Linked DNA regions of Homo sapiens: region 1 is linked to region 2. Evidence: chromatin contacts called from ENCODE Hi-C or POLR2A ChIA-PET data. All regions are on one chromosome and are shown on one strand. The core of a region is the stretch at or near the end of the contact, and the rest is flanking DNA. Distances in the headings are between cores, read along the strand shown. Region 1 overlaps LINC00940 (long intergenic non-protein coding RNA 940). Region 2 overlaps CACNA1C (calcium voltage-gated channel subunit alpha1 C).

Evidence for each region. A loop is a pair of places that touch in the nucleus more often than their neighbours do. ChIA-PET counts read pairs that join two places held with the same protein, here RNA polymerase II (POLR2A). Pooled maps may share reads with other maps.
Region 1: a pooled map shows a loop between it and region 2 (2.4-fold over the local background). The contact joins two enhancer-like sites. A Hi-C loop is called at or near these places in 2 of 168 maps with a recorded cell type or tissue (IMR-90 and mammary epithelial cell) and 10 of 50 pooled maps. POLR2A ChIA-PET finds 5 or more read pairs at or near these places in 1 of 52 experiments (AG04449).

What each region holds. Positions count from the first base shown.
Region 1 is chr12:1,930,879-1,933,920 of GRCh38, forward strand. It overlaps LINC00940 (long intergenic non-protein coding RNA 940), which reads right to left. Exons shown (of 2, transcript NR_036546.1): 2 at 1-552. Among named protein-coding and RNA genes, the nearest start is that of LINC00940, 4.2 kb to the right of the region's middle. RefSeq lists an enhancer at 2,278-2,876. Within about 2 kb of position 1,478, at least 4 of the 41 ENCODE cell types and tissues checked have a DNase peak (open chromatin) inside an H3K27ac peak, as active enhancers do.
Region 2 is chr12:2,287,774-2,291,149 of GRCh38, forward strand. All of the region lies in intron 3 of CACNA1C (calcium voltage-gated channel subunit alpha1 C), which reads left to right. CACNA1C-IT3 (CACNA1C intronic transcript 3) reads left to right here. Exons shown (of 3, transcript NR_046769.1): 2 at 246-431; 3 at 895-972. Among named protein-coding and RNA genes, the nearest start is that of CACNA1C-IT3, 20 kb to the left of the region's middle. Within about 2 kb of position 1,863, at least 7 of the 41 ENCODE cell types and tissues checked have a DNase peak (open chromatin) inside an H3K27ac peak, as active enhancers do.

The DNA of each region.
Region 1 (3,042 bases), core at 228-2,727, 360 kb before region 2:
ATTTCAGGTTGTCCTCCAGCCAGCTCCCCTCAGGGCCACAGGATGGCTGCCACTGCTCCCATGCTGATTCCCAGGGCTCGTCCCAGACCTGGATCCAAAGCCCTGAGGTGCAGGGCCCCAGTCTCCCTGGGTGCCCCCAAGGTCCTGGCCGCTGTTTGGGAGCCAGTCCCCCGGCCTTCCTGCGTGGATACGGGAATGCTCAGCCTTGAGCCGGGGGCACATCAGAGGAGCAGTGAGGGCAGCACGTCCTGGAGTGAGCAGAGGCTGCAGACAGGGCTTCCACGCAGACCGTTTGCCTGTTACCAAATTTGAGGACAAAGGTTTCTTTCTTTTGAAGTCATGGGTTCTTGGATGGAGCCTTGTCTGACCCCAGCAGTGCAGCACAGGGGAGTGAATGAGCAGGAAGACGACCAGCATCTCCTCAGGGCAGGGCCATGACTGGGGCCTGTGCGTCCATCCCCGCGGAGCTGGTGGCAGAGTGGCGGATGCCGTGGTGGAGCACTGCATGGAGCACTGACGGATGACACGTGCACATGGCGATGAGGACGACACCTAAACGTGGCAGTCAGTGGAGGGAAAGCCAGAACGGGATTCATGACACAGAACCACAGAAATTAAAAATAGATAAGCTGGGCGTGGCAGCGGGCACCTGTGGTCCCAGCTACTCAGGAGGCTGAGGCAGGTGGATCACTTGAGCCCAGGAGGTCAAGGCTGCAGTGAGCTATGATAGAGCCACTGCATTGTAGCCTGGGTGACAGTGAGATCCTGTCCTAAAAAAAAAATAGGTCCACAGAGTTTCATACAAATGAATACGACACAGTGATTAAAAATGGGCATAATGAGGAGTGAAAGAATCCAGATAAAAGACAGTGAAGACACTGCTTTGTGTCACTCCATTTATGTGAAATTCCAGAAAGAAACCTATGATGACAGGAATCAGCATAGTGACATCCCGGAAGGTTGGTTTGACTAAGCAGGGTATATACAAGACCTTCTGGAGTGTCGGAAATGTTCTAGATTGCCGTCTGGATGTGGGTTAACACACGTACGCAGACACACACAGACGGCTGTTTATAAACTTCGCTGAGTTGTGCACTGAGGACTCTGCATACTTTTCTGTGTGCATCTTACACCTCTGTAGAATTAATATAAAGCCACGCACACAAAACAATATACATTTTGTAAAAACACAAACAAAAAATAACACATTGAACAGAATACGATGGCTGAGGGGTTGTAGGGAATGGGAGTGGGGTACGGATGTAAAAGGGAGGAAATGAACTTTTAAAGCGTCCTTGTCCAAACCAATGATGAAGGTTTATATACACTAAGGAGCAAGATTACCTTGATTGCTTGTGTGCCCGAGGGTGGGGTCGGGAGAGAAAAGAAAAAGCAACAGCAGCAGAATAGCAGAGGCAAGAAGTTTAGGGCTTCAGAGGCTTGGACCACGTGGGGAGTGGCGGGGCCTCTGCGGGCAGCCTGGCACCACGGCTTCCTAGGCCCATTGCCAAGGGCAGGCCGCCCTGGTCTGCTCAACGTCAAGAACAAACTCCAAGATCGTGACAGAAGAACGCAGGACAGAGTTCCTGGCGGTGGTTACCCAGGGCTGGAGCTTCCCAGCCCTGGCGGGGAGCTGGCAGTGAAGCCAGACTCAACGTGCATCGTGCGTCTCTCTCCACAGCAGGGGAGATGGTGTGAGCTGGAGCGTGCACAACATTCAGGAGTGAAAGTTTTAGTGAGCAGAAGTGGAGAGAAGGGGTGTGGGCTGAGGGTCATGTGAGGTGAAGTGAAGAGGTTCTGCCTGCCTCTCCCTGGCTGCAGAGGGAGCATCCGCTGGGTGCTGTGGGGCCAAACCACAGGGGATGAGACTCAGCGATGCTTGGGATGGAACTGGCAGAGGTTTGTTCCGCAGGATAACAGGAGACTGCTGGAAACGGGCTGGGGCGTGTGTGTGCAAATGTGTGTACATGGGTGTCTATGATGTGGCTATGTGGAGGTGTATTGTGTTAATGTATGTGTGCATGTATGTGTGTGCATGTGTGTGAGTGAACGTATATGGGCTTGTGTGAATGTGCATGTCTATTGCATGTGTTTGTGTGTGCGTATGTGTACGTGTGAATGTATGTGCATATGTTTGTGTGTGATGTGTATGTATATGAGGTGTATCTGCGTGTGTATTGCATGTTTACACATGTGCACGTGTGTGTGTATGTTTGTGTGATGTGTATGTATATGAGGTGTATGTGTGTATTGCATGTTTACACATGTTCATGTGTGTGTATGTGTGTGCATGTTTGTGTGATGTGTATGTATATGTGAAGTATGTGTGCGTGTCTTGCATGCGTGCATGTGTACGCGTGTATATGTATGTGTGCAGGTGCGTGTACTTGTGTTCTGGAGAGACTGAGAAATTAAAGAATAAACAGGAGAGGCTCCCGGCAGGGGTGACTGGTCCTTTAATGAATCCCCCAAACTCTCTTTTCCTTTGCCTCCCAGGCTTGCTGCGCGGCCTCCTTAATTAATGCCTGTAGAATGCGTTCAGATGCTGGAAGGAGAAGCAGCAGCTTTATAAATAAACACTTCTAAAGGTTGACTAATCCCTGAGTCCCCGAGGGAGAGGAGAGAGCTGTGCTGTGTGGGAGGAAGGGGCACCTTGAGCGAAGGAGGCAGCTGCGGCGGTTCACTGAGGTTTCGGTCCCGGCCCCCATTAGCAAGTTACTTCTCCAGGGGCAGGCCCTGGCTCCTTTCTGGGCCTGTCTTCAGCAGCCAAAGGAAAGGCTTGGATTATGGCCTCACAAGATCCTTTCTCATGCTCCCATTTTATAAAGTGCCTGTTGTGGCCAAGGTCACAGAGTTGCCCCAGCTGAGCACAAGAGGGCACCTGAGAGAGGCAGGCAGGGGCCACGTGGCTGCCCCTCACATGCAGGCAGCCTGGCCGGCTGCAGCCACCCGTGGAGTGACCTGTTCGTGGAGGTCCAGCTCAGAGCTCTCTAAGCAGGCTCAGCAAAGGCAAGCAACACAGAGGAGGAGGCTCCTGTCCAC
Region 2 (3,376 bases), core at 613-3,112:
CCAGGATGGAGCTTGAGAATTTGCATTTCTAACAAGCTCCCAGGTGACTCGCTGCTGCTGGCCTGGGACCACACTTTGGAAATCACGATTATGAACAGGAATCAGAATTTCTGAAGATGTGGCCTGGGCATCTGAATTTTTTCACATTCTCCAGGTGATTTTAACATATAGCTCTGGCTGAAAACGATTTCTGATCATTGATTTTTTTTTTTTTTTGCATCATCCAATAACTATTCATTGGTCAGACTGTGTGCTAGGCACTGAGTTAGAGTTGAAGACCCTCAAGAATTCCACTGACAACTGAATCATCAAAGGGAACCGAGCCCTGCCCAAGGACATACAGTTGTTTTCCTCTTCCTTGTCCTTTGGAGAAGCACAGCTGAAGCTTCCTGCCCACACCCCAGCCCCTCCTCCTTGAGCATGAATGTGCAGTAAGTATGAGAGCCTGTCATTTACCCTCCCTGGCCTCCCTCTCCAGCCAGCTTCTCTCTGAGGAGTGAGGATTTCTTGCTAAGTACATGATGATGGCCTGTTTACTTTGCTCTGGAGTTTGAGGCTCTTGCGCAGATTCTGCCTTCCTGGACAGTTCAGGAACCAATCAACCAGCTGGCCTTGGCAACCTAGAAAGCATGGTCAGTTGCCCTGAAATAGGTTGATTGCACCCCAGAAGTGCTTTTCCGCCTCTCCCCATCAAAGGTGTTTGCAACCCCATTTTCCCTCTGAGTCAGCTTGTCCATTAATGGGTTTGTGTTCCTTGATGGGGTCTGTTTTTCCAGGGTCTTGAGGAGTGGCCCTTTCCACCCAGTTTGGCTGCGGGGCTGAGAAGGTGCCCTTGCATTTTGTATTGTGTGTCCGTGGTGGGTCTGTGCCTCCCTTCTGTCTGTTTTCCCTCAGGACCACCCACCGCCCCATGCTTGTATCTACAACAGCTATGAGGAAGAACATACAGATTAATCACCCTGCTGCGGGATGCCAGCTACCCAGTGGCTCTGGCAGCCCCAGTCAATGGATCCTGCAGTGTAGCCTTCATCAGTAGAGCTGCCACTGCCAGCACCCAAAAGGTAGCACTAATATGCATGTGTGACCTGAAAATTACAATGTAAATGGTGGGGCAACACATGTATAGGAAGGTAAATTTTAATTAAAAGTCTGTTCTCCAACTCAGCCTGCCTTTAAAGATACAGAAATGCCAAGCTGTCAGGCTGCCGGTCGGGTTAAGAGGGTTCTCTCGTGCACTGTGGACCAAGCTGGGAGAACTAGGGCTTCATTGAAATCGGATGCCTTTGACTAATTATGCACCAAATGCATCCCATATGGGGAAGATATGCCCTCAGGTGGTTAGCAGAGCCAGCAGGAGCCAAGCTTCCTGAAAAATGCTGGGTCTTCTCTCCTGCAGTGTCAGGGGGTGCAGACAGTACAGAGGGAGGGTATGAGAGTCGAGGCACATGCCAAAAAGGAGCAGGTGGGAAAAAAGAGCCCATGGCCCAGCAGCAAATTGTGTGTCTTTGAGTGGATGTGGCTTTTGAGGCACTATGCCCAATAGTCATCCTGAATTTCCTTCACTGCCTGGGGAGGGGGTGGATGGAGGAGGGAAACTAGCCACCTCCAGAGGCAACCCTGCTGGACAAAACTCACTTTTAGAACCATCAGAAGCCCATTTTCCTGTGGAAATCTACGGGGAAGAGATAGAGAAGAGCTGCAGAGTCTATTAAATGTGTGCTTGCTGCCTGGTCTCCGGTATAGTCAGGAAATCAGATTTGTACAGTGGAAATTCATTCATGCCACAAATATTTATTGAGTGCCTACACTGTGCTGGTGGTACTAGGGACTGGGGATACAGCGGTGGGTGAGATAAAGGCACGACGCCCTCACCGAGACTTGTGTGCCACTGGAGAACATGGATTAAACCAGGCGTTACGTGATCAGTGTATCAGTGCCATATGGGCAATGATCCAAGCTGCCGATGGGTACACACCGGGGACACCTAGTTCTTAAGTGACTTTTTAGGATCCCAAGTGGTCAGAACAGCTTCCCTATTTTGCCATTTACATGTTCACATTCACTTAGCTCAAGTTACCCTTCTGATAAGAGGAAATTCGCGTCAAGTCACATAGAATCACTGAATATTTGCACTTGGAGGATCACCTGGCCTAATTCTTCTGCTTTACACATGCAGATGCTGAAGGAGAGAAGTTAAAGAACCTGTCCAAAATCGCACAGCTAGTTAGTAATAAAGCTTGGGTGGAATTCTGCTTTTCTGACTCCCAGATTAGTATTTCTTTGACTTTACCTCCCCTTTGGAAAAATGAAGCGATTCAGGGGAAGTTCCTGGGCATTTATGGCCAAACTGCCCTCGCTCTGAAGATTCAATGTTTTAATTGGCCCGGCAGAGCTGGAGTCCACAGGTGGTAAGCATGGACAGGTGGAGAGCCAGCATCAGAGAGAGCCTCCTGGCCAGCGCCTGCCTTGCTTCACAGATGTCAAGGCAATTGGGGATTGGGGGCAGGGTATGATAAAGGGCATCAGGAAAGTGGCAGTGCTGGGGCACTGTCCTCTGGGCCTCCCTGGGCTCAGCTGGGCAGGGGCGTGTTTTCAGAGACAATGGTGTTGACTCCCTCTGGGCAGCCCTGCAGGGTGGCAGTCCCACAACAGAAATCTTGGAGCAGATATGTTGGAGGATATGTATAAGAATGAGGGATTAGTGCTGGTTGGGGGCAGAAAAAATGCCCTCTTGGGGAGAAAGAAATGATCTGTGACAAAGGACTTCCTTTCCTAACCAGGCAGACTCTGGAAGATGACCACGAGGCTGGGTGGGAAGGTGGCAGTGGAAACGTGATTAATTGTACTGTCCATGGACAGTGAGCCGAGGAGCTTGTACCTGGCTTTATTAGAGACATACACTCGGGGCTGCTCTACCCAGAATCCCTCCTGCTGCCTCCAGGGCTGCTCCACTCTGTGTCTTAGAGATGAGAAAAGGAGTCAAGGACTCCTACCAGCGTGGAATGGTAACCTCTGGAGGGGAGGTAGGTCTCCCAGGGATCTGAGACGTGTTCCAGGAATGGAATTCCCAGTATCCTTGGCAGTCATTTCAGGATCTTGGGGACCTAGGGATGCTGTCTGGACTGCTCTAAAATAGCCCTTCTGTGGCTTCCTCAAATGTATTGTCTGAATCAGCAGCTTCAAAGTGATATCAGGGGGTTTACAGCATGGATGTTGGAGCTATGTAGACTGGATTCAAATCCCCAGTTCTACCAATTCCAGCTCTGTGTGCAGGGCACTAGAACTTGCTGAGTCCTAGCTCCTTTGTAATATGAGGTGATGGTGAATATGTCGTAGGGTTGTTGCCTGGATTGAAAGTAGGTAAAGCACCTACTAG